Linked DNA regions of Homo sapiens: region 2 is linked to region 1. The links are chromatin contacts, found by Hi-C in ENCODE. All regions are on one chromosome and are shown on one strand. The core of a region is the stretch at or near the end of the contact, and the rest is flanking DNA. Distances in the headings are between cores, read along the strand shown.

The links. Hi-C counts contacts between places; a loop is a spot of excess contacts on that map. Pooled maps may share reads with other maps.
Region 2: a map of CD8-positive, alpha-beta T cell shows a loop between it and region 1 (9-fold over the local background). The contact joins the promoter of LINC02100 here to the promoter of DAP-DT in region 1. A Hi-C loop is called at or near these places in 1 of 168 maps with a recorded cell type or tissue (CD8-positive, alpha-beta T cell), 2 of 37 single-sample maps with no recorded cell type and 8 of 50 pooled maps.

The regions. Positions count from the first base shown.
Region 1 is chr5:10,758,135-10,762,861 of GRCh38, forward strand. DAP-DT (DAP divergent transcript) reads left to right here and starts at 2,902. Exons shown (of 3, transcript NR_187555.1): 1 at 2,902-3,082. It overlaps DAP (death associated protein), which reads right to left and starts at 3,100. Exons shown (of 4, transcript NM_004394.3): 1 at 2,880-3,100. The coding sequence starts at 2,934. RefSeq lists silencers at 2,656-3,085, 3,166-3,635 and an enhancer at 3,158-4,003.
Region 2 is chr5:18,743,654-18,748,380 of GRCh38, forward strand. It overlaps LINC02100 (long intergenic non-protein coding RNA 2100), which reads right to left and starts at 2,503. Exons shown (of 2, transcript XR_007059121.1): 1 at 2,345-2,503. RefSeq lists enhancers at 1,305-1,434, 1,625-1,824, 2,285-2,644, 2,655-2,934.

The DNA.
Region 1 (4,727 bases), core at 1,652-4,151:
GGCAGTGATTTTGATTTATGAACTGTGCTCTTGGCTATCCTTGATGATTATCCTTTAGTGTAGTGGGCCGCCTTTTTTTTTTTTTTTTAAAAACTATCTACCCTTCAGAGCTGCCTACTCTCTGGCAATGCCAGACTAAACAAGAACACCAGAGCTTCCTGCCAGAAAAGGTTCACACATGGTCCTCTGTAACATCTAGGAAAGCGCATTTGAGGGGTGCTGTTGGCATCTGAGGGGTGCTGTTGGCATTTGAGGGGTGCTGTTGGCATTTGAGGGGTGCTGTTGGCATTTGAGGGATGCTGCTGGCATTTGAGGGGTGCTGCTATTGGGCCCCTCCTCTAACTATGGTCTTGGAGACAGATGACAGATGGTGACAGCCACCCGCAAGAGCTCACCCCGTAAGTCTAAAGGGGTTGCCCTGAAGTTACTAGAGGAGTTTACCTGGGGGATGAACAGTGCTGGTACCCTGATGCTGAAGCGGGACGTGAGACTCACTGCAGCAAACACAGCCCCACCCTGTGACTTGCCCCGAGGCCCAAACCTCGAATTTCATAAAGGAGAAAAACTGAGCCCCAGTGAAGCGTGAAGTGATGTCTTCAAACTTAGAACCCAAGCTCACTGCTACACTAGCACAAATAAGCTGCCTCTTCCCTCCTCAGGGGTAAATAAACTACTTACTCTGTAATTCACAAAGCCTAGCTGTTTACTCTGCAATTCAAAGAAAACCAGAGTCCAGCAAGGAATTTCTCCCAGGGAGTGAGTATGTACAGTTTATACCTCTGACCTTAAAAATCTCCATATGGGCACTTTGGAAGGCTGAGGTGGGTGGATCACCTGAAGTCAGGAGTTCAAGACCAGCCTGGCCAACATGGCAAAATCCGGTCTCTACTAAAAATACAAAAATCAGCCAGGTGTGGTGGCAGGCACCTGTAAACCCAGCTACTCGGGAGGCTGAGGCAGGAGAATCTCTTGAACCTAGAAGGCGGAGGTTGCAGTGAGCCAAGATCGTGCCACTGCACTCCCAGGTGACAGAGTGAGACTCTGTTTCAAAAAACAAAACAAAAAACTTCTTTATGGGTGTGTCTCTGTATGCAATTTAATTACTGTACTTTGGTTCTGTATCATTCCAACAGATACGCTTTAATGTAACCCATGTCCTGGGGAGTGGAGGGCCAGAGCAGGTGGCTGCTGCAGTTCCTGGAGGCAGCCCTGCCCGGGGTGGAAATCAAGGCGCTCCTCCCCACAGTGGACAGGGACCCGCTGTGGTGGAATGGAAGTCAGTTATCCTTAAAAGAAATCCCATCAAAAAAAAAACTCCCTTTGAAGTACTTTTTTTCTTAAAACCAATGCAACACAAATTCCCCCAAAACCATTTTCCATCACAGTGGAATGATTTTCTAAAACCCCATGCCTCTTAAGTTCTCTGGCATCAGTTAGACATTTTTCTTTCCCAGTGCCAGTTAGTTTTGTTGTAGAGAGCCTCCGTCACCACTGAAAAATATTGCCTACTCTGGACTGCAACATATTTAAAGAACGGCTCCTATTCATTGTGCTGGTGCAGAGAATTCCCGCCCTATAGCGGAGGACAGCAGAGAAGGATAATGGGAATCTTTTTTTTTTTTTTTTTTTTTTTTGAGATGGAGTCTCGCTCGCTTTGTCGCCAAGGCTGGAGTGCTTTGGCTCAATCTTGGCTCACTACAACTTCTGCCTCCCGGGTTCAAGCCATTCTCCTGCCTCGGCCTCCTGAATAGCTGGGATTACAGGCGCCCGCCACCATGCCCAGCTAATTTTTCTACTTTTAGTAGAGATGGGGTTTCACCATGTTATCCAGGCTAGTCTTGAACTCCTGACCTCAAGTGATCCACCCTCCTTGGCCTCCCAAACTGCTGGGGTTACAGGCATGAGCCACCGCGCCTGGCCAGGAATCTTTATTGTCAAGAAAATGGCGCAAATGTGCCACCAAAAGAAGCCATGTTTCTCAAAGACTTCTGTTCCTACAAGACTGAGTTTATGACACTAAGGCGTGCTATTAAGACCTAAAAGAACCTCACGCATCCATACATTGAAGTGACTTGGCTTCTGAGACCCAAGGCCTTTGATCTTCTCACCAGTGTCCCTCCATATGGGCCGACTGCCACTGGAAAGGAGAGTAGAAACGGAAACAGACCCGTCTGGACAGAATCCAAAGTGCAAACAGGAACTGTGCCCAGAGAGAGGAGGAGGTGGCAGAAGCATGAAGGCTGCTTAGATCCCTATGTTCTAAGAAAGACCGCTCTTTCCTGGCTTTAACTTCCTTGGCTCAGAAGTTTAGGATTTGCTCAAAATCAGAAAAAGCAACTTTGGGGGAAAAAAAAAATCTGGATGTGGAAGAAACTGGCGGTGAAAGTCATATTGAGTGATTAATGATAAAAATTATTTCCGCTCCTTGGTTCTTGAGTCGGTATGAAACGCTGGCAGCCTCTAATTAATCATCACCATGATATTAACACCACTGACTTTTCATTGCTTCTGCTACTTTCTTTCTAGACATCTGTATCCTCTAAGTAAATATTATCCGCCAAAACTTTGTTATAAGTTGTGCAACTGGGTTCGCCCAAGGCACCGGAGCCTGCGCGCAATCGCACAGGTACGCGGCCGCCCGCGGTCCTCAGGAAGAAACGCTTCGCCGCCGCCGGCAAGCGGGGCCGAAGCTCCGGCGGGCTCCTCCCGGGCCTGGGCGCCCGACCTCTCCGCGGCCCGCGCCCCTCGGGCGGGCATCAAGGCCCGGAACCCGTCTCAGCGCTCGCCGGGGCCCTCCCCGCGGAGCCCCCGCCCGGCGCCCCCGGGTTCGAGCCCGCCCCCGGCACCCGCGCGTGGAGAGAGAGGAAAAGAGTCAGTACCGGCGGGCGGGTGTCCAGCTTTAGTCTCTAGTTTCCCTTCGGGAGGCGAAGACATGACGCGGCGGGGCTTCCGCGGGGCCGAGGCGGCGGCGCGGTTCTCGGGCCGGGCGGGCGTGCGCGAGTGAGCTCAGGTGTGAGCGCCGGGGAGCGAGCGGGCGGGAGAACGACGCGCGCGCGTGGGGCGCCGGGGCCGCGCGAGCCGGGTGAGTGCCACTGCCGTTAAGGGGGCGCGGCCGCCGCGCGCCGACGTGGCGCAGCCGAGCCCACCGACGGCATGCGCACTGACGTCACCGCGGCCCGCCCGCCCTGCTGGGCCGCGAGCCAAGCATACGGTGCGTGCGCAGCCGGCCGCGCCACGTCGGATGCTGTGGCCGGGGGCGGGGGCGGGGGCGGGGGCGGGGGCGGAGGAGGGAGGGGAGAGAAGGGGTGAAGAAGTGAGAGGGAGAAGGAAGGAGAGGGAGGCGGGGTCCCCGACTGGCTGCGGGGACTGGAGTTGCGGAAAGTTAAGTAGGGCCCAGCTGAGGATGGCTCCTGCAGCGAACGCGCTCAGCCGGGCTCCTGGCTACGCGGCGACGGCTGGGTGACTGCGCCCCACAGTGCGGGCCAGGGCCGGGGCGTCCCGGCAGGGAGGCGACCGTCCCCTGAGGCCCTCAGCCCCTGCCGCGGCAGCGCCTAATGAAGCGCGGAAAGGAGAGCCCAGATGGCAGCGACGGGGGCCGAGAGAGCAGGAATTTGTTAAAAGACGATGCGAGGGGAGAGCCTGCTTTCCGAGTGAGGGCCAGCGCTGGGGAGCAGAGACGGTGGCTTCTGTCCCTGCCCTCCTCGTTATGAACCAAAAATAAAATTCTAAGCCCTGCAGCCAACGGATGGACCCTCCCCTCCGCCTGTGGCCTTCTAAGTTATCTTGAAAAACTAGTTCAGGCCTTGATGGGAAGCGGAAGTCAAACATGGCCTCACAAACATCCGCACGGAGACCCTAAGACTAATAGAGGACTCTGATAAGAAACATTTGCAGTGTATTCCCGGCTTCATCTGCATGATAACACCTTGGTCTCCACAACTCCTTCATGCAACCCGGACATTCCCTTCTACTGAGTCCAGGTCTTTAGATGATAACTCTCAACCAGTTGCCAATCAGAAAACCTTTAAATGTACCTATGACCCGGACGCCTCCACTTCACATTTTACCTCCTAAAGAGCCAACCTACATCTTACGTATTGATTGATGTCTCATGTCTCCCTCAAATGTATAAAACCAAGATGTTTCCTGGCCACCCTGGGCACATGTCATCAGAACCTCCTGAGGTTGTGTCAATGCACGTCCTTAACCTTGGCAAAATAAACTTCCTAAATTGAGACCACTCTCAGAAACTTTTGGTTTTCACCATCATCTTCCTGTTGCCGTGGCTGACCCCTGGCTCTCGTGCCTTGGATCGTGTTCTTCCCGCCTGCCCCAGTGTTTTGCAACTGCTGTTAACTTCCGCAATGCCTTGCTGGATTCGCATTCAGACAGGCCTAATCTCTTTAGCGAAGGAAACACCACCCCTCGCTTGGCTGTACTTTTCCCTTTGACAACAAAACTGTTCAGGGAGGCTGAGCTCCTCATCTCTTGTCACTCCCTCCAGTCCAGTTTGTCTGGTTTTCATCAAGTTCTGCTGCACTGCCCTCAACCATGGGAGGTCCTTTTGTGGAAGTCACTTATAACCTATGTGCTGCCAGATCCAATGGTCATTTTCTACTTTCATTCTATTTGAGCTCTTAGCAGCACTTGATGCAGCTGGCCGTCCCCCTCCTCCTTTGCTCCGGAGGTGCCACATCACTGCCTTACCCTCCAGTTCTCTGGCCACC
Region 2 (4,727 bases), core at 1,253-3,752, 8.0 Mb after region 1:
GATCCACACTGGGAACTGCCTGTTGGCCTGTGGGGAGTTGTTCCCTTTCTTCTGATGTCATTTTATCATTTACCTGGCTTAGGTACCAGAGATCCCCAAACTCCTGGGCTGCAACTAAGGTGGCCTGTTTTTTGTTGGGAGTTAATGTTTGACCTAACAACAACATAATATCTCTCCATGCTAAACTAAAAGATTGTCCTAATCCTTGTAAGACATCTATGCATCCATCAGGATTATCTGAGAATTTTTCTCCGTTCAGTTTGATCTGTTTTAAGTCTGAGAGGGAAAAGGGGACATGTACTCACACCAGGCCAAAGTCTCCTCCTCCTCCCATGGCTTGGAGGGGGCACAATCGAGGGCCATTGGCGCCTTTTGGTTACTTGACTATCTTTGGGTCTGGTTCCTTTTGGGCCGTTAGGGCCAAAGGAGAGTCCTTACTAGTCAGAGGGGGAGCCGTGGGGAGCCCTGGGTATGGGGGTAGGCTTTGAGGATCCCCGGTAGGATATATATATTACATTTTTTACATAATTGTGGGTTTTCCGTTAGTGAGAAAAAACCTGTACATATGGCACTTCACTCCATTTGCCCTCTCTTTTACAAAAGAGATCTAGCTGTAGGATGGTATTATAGTTTATACTTCCCTTGGGTGGCCATGTCTCTCCTCCAGGAAGAGGATATTGTGGCCGGGTGGTGCTGCAGAAAAATATAAGTCGCTTCTTCTTCAGCATTTGAGGGTCTAATTGGTCCCAATTATCCAGACTACACCTTAGGAGTGGCTTAGCTTTTGAGGGAACGTCTCCTATCTGAAAGGAGAACATAGGAGTGCCTGCACCCCTAGTCATCACCTAGTGAGCACTCTCCCTAGGGCATCCCCTATGGTTCTAGTGTCCTCTTCTTTCCAGGGTGCCCAATCACCCATGGAACTCTGCTTATCAGATTTAATTGTGCTTACTAACATAGCAGTTTTGCTCACACTCATTTCCTGCCTCTTTTTAGCCACAGAAAAAAGGGCCCAGGGCTGCTCGATTTTAGTGGCTCCTTACCAGCATGCCCACAGTTGTCTTTGCATCTGCGAGTGGGTCTTAGGTTAGGGGTGTATTTTGAGTTCAGAGACCAGGCACCAATTAGCATATTTCTGGGCTTGGAGTTGTCCCAGCAAGATAAATTCCTTGAAAATGGCACTGGAGCACAACAGTTTTAGAGTAGGCAGTGGCAAATTGGAGGACCAAGGTTGGAACAGTGCTTTTTGTACCCGAATTCTGACCCCATTTTCCCTCAAAAGAATATTCATTGACCTTTGGACTTGGATCAGGGGACCTATTGTCTATTACATTGTTGTCAGCCCATACGTCTGACTGCTTCAAGTCGAGAAGTTCTACAGTCCTTTTTTTTTTTGAGATGGAGTTTCACTCTGTTGCCCAGGCTGGAGTGCAGTGGTGAGATCTCAGCTCACTGCAAGCTCCACCTCCTGGGTTCATGTCATTCTCTTGTCTCAGCCTCCCTAGAAGCTGGGACTATAGGCGCCTGCTACCACGCCCAGCTAATTGTTTGTATTTTTAGTAGAGACAGGTTTCACCATGCTAGCCAGGATTACAGGCATGAGCCACCATGCCCAGCCCAAAGTTCTACAGTTCTAATCGCTGACCCCAGGCAGGAAAGCTGGTAATTAAAGTAGCCTCTACAATCTGGAGTAAGTTTAGGGCAACAAAAGGGAAAATGTCCTAGGCCTTCTATCAGCCACTGACATGCCGTTTGATGTCCCAGATAGTGCCCAGGATACAGGTTATGAGGGACAAGTCCCGTATAAGTATATTGATACCAATTTGCATAAGAATAAGTCTGGGCACACCATGTGCAAGGGTCTTCGGATTGCCTCCCCATTTGACTTAGGCTCCTAGCCAAAAGATTCTTAGACTCAGGGTTAGGAAAAATTCTAGAGGATAGGGACTTAAGAAAGTCATCTCTGAGGACATTAGGACCCAGGAGGCATGGTCAGAGAAGGCAGAGAATGCATGCATGGGTGTCTGCAGAGTAGAGGCTTCTCGCTGTGCCATGATCTCGACTGGGTCAGTGCCAGGAGTTCGGGACAATAGTTTTCCGCCTCTAGCCAGCCCTCAGCTTTTCCCAGGAAAGGTGGAACTGGCTCCAGGCACACCAATGCTTCCAGCCCAGAGGGCTGGGGGTTGTTAGAGAGCCCTTTCCTGGAAAGCCTCACACCCGTGTCTTAAATCTGGCAGCCATGCTTGTCGCTTTTAAGTGGCCCACAGTTGCCCAGTGTTTTCCTCCAGTTGTTAGCGAGAAGATAGAACAGAATAGCAAGTGAAAGGGGTCCAATATTACTCACTGCTGTGGAGAAATCCCGGATGGGCCCCTAGAAATGAGATAAGAAGTATCCTCCCAATTGAAGGTTTTTTCTCAATCCAAGGGTTCCTGGTCTCGTGGGCTTCAAGGAATGGAGCCATGGACCGCAGCAGCAAGTGTTACAGCTCGATTAGAGAAATGCATGGACCCAAAGCGTGTGCAGCCGCACGATCTATTAAAGTGAAAGCAAAAGTAAAGTGAAAGCGAAAGTAAAGCTTCCACGCAGTGGAAGGGGACCCAGAAGGGTTGCTGTTTCTAGCTTGAGTGTCTTATGCTTATGTTCCCTTATGACCCCTCCCCTTTTCCTTTTTCTGCCCTGTTGAATTAGCTTATTTTCTATCCACTTGTGGGTTGGTGGGCCTAACTGGTTAAAAACATCAGACTGCAGCTAGAGCTTAAACTCCCTATATGATTGGTTGAAGTTTCAAACCCTTAGCTTGCAGCTGTGACTCATTTTGGCTTAGGGGAAAGTCCCCTTAGGGAAGTCCCTATTGACCCAGGAAGTCCAGCCAACTTAGCCACCTAGTCCCTCACTATTAGTTCTGTCTCTCTAGGGAATCCTCATACAAATTTTGGTACCAGAAATGGTTCTAGAGGAACAAAATGGTAAGAATGCAGTTATTTCATTGGTTTTGGGGTTTCTGGAGTTGGCTGCTTAATATAATTAGACCCCAAAATGCTAAGGACTCTATTTCTAATTGTATGGAGAATACTGACAATCCTTGGCATGAACTGCTTAGAGAGTTATGCAAAATAAATGCATTTGACACTCCTGATTCACCACCCATGAGAGGCAAGGAGTTTAGTGACTCTATACATAATACCTTTCACTATATGTATATATAATTAAGGAACATAATGAAGTTGGTTGGTTGCTCCTCAGTTCACCTGACAAAGTAATGAAAGAAAATGATGAACTCAGAAATTCTAACTCCCAGCTTCAGAAGCAGATACTGAGCCTCAAATCTGCTATGATTGCCCTGAATGAGAGTTTTATCTCCTTTAGCGAAAAAGCTGAAATTGTGGAAAAGCAGACACAAGCTTTTATCATGTGAGTGGCTGACCTGCAACAAGAGGTGCATGCACAGCCTCACCAGGTGTCTACTGTTAAAGTGAGGGCATTAATTGGAAAAGAACATGACCCTACAACTTGGAATGGGGACATGTGAGAGGACCCTGATGATGCTGGGGACACTGTGCTTGTAAACTCCATTGAAACTTTTTTGCCAGAAGAAACAGCTTCTCCATCCCCAGTAATGTCAACATTCCTTCCCAAACCCATGCTGCCATCAGCCTTTCCAACTTTGTCTGAGGAGATAAACCCTATGCTGCCTGAGGCCACAGTGTTGGCCTCCCCTGAGGCAGTTGCCAGGCAAGATAATGTTGATTCTCCTCAGCAGGCATCCCCACACCCCTGTTTGCTTCTAGACCTATAATTAGACTAAAGTCCTGGTGGGCCCCTGGAGGTGAGGTTGAGAGTGTGACTGATGAGGAGGTGCACTACAGTCAAAAAGAACTGCTTGAGTTTTCTAATTTCTGTAAACAGAAATCTGGAGAACAGGCACGGGAATGAATATTAAGGGTGTGGGATAATGGTGAAAGGATCAGAGGTGGATCAGGCTGAATTTATTGATTTGGGCCTACTAAGTATGGACTCTGCATTTAATGTTGCAGCTTGGGGAGTTAAACAAGGTTCTAATAGTTTATTTGCTTTGTTAGCTGAAATATGGATTAACAGATGGCCCACTGTGAGCGAGCTGGAAATGCCTGATCTTTCTTGGTTTAATGTAGAGGCAGGGATCTAAAGGCTTAGAGAGATTGGGATGGTGGAGTGGATTAGTCACTTTAGACCTACTCATCCAAGCTGGGAGGGTCCAGAAGATATACCCTTGACTAATGCCTTGTGAAACAGATTTGTGAGGGCATCACTTGCATCTTTGAAGAGCTCTGTAATTGCTCTTCTCTGTGTGTCACATCTAACAGTGGGAGCTGCAGTCACTCAACTACAAAACTTAAATACAATGGGAATAATTGGATCCCAGGGTGGCAGGGGCTAAGTGGCAGCACTCAACCATCAAAGGCAAGATGGGTGTAGCTATCACAGTGGACAGCAGAGGTAAAGCAGTTATCAGAATAGTCTGACTCATGTAGAACTTTGGCATTGGCTAATTAATTAAAATGCTCCTAGAATTGAAAATGATAGAAAGCCTACTGCATTCCTTCTTAATTTATATAAGCAGAAAACTTCTAGGTTGAATGGACAAAAGACTAATTTGAACTATAAAACAGAGAATCACAGCCCCTCAATCAATTTCCAGACTTGAGCCAGTTTATAAACCCAGAACCCTTTGAATGAAGGGGAAGCC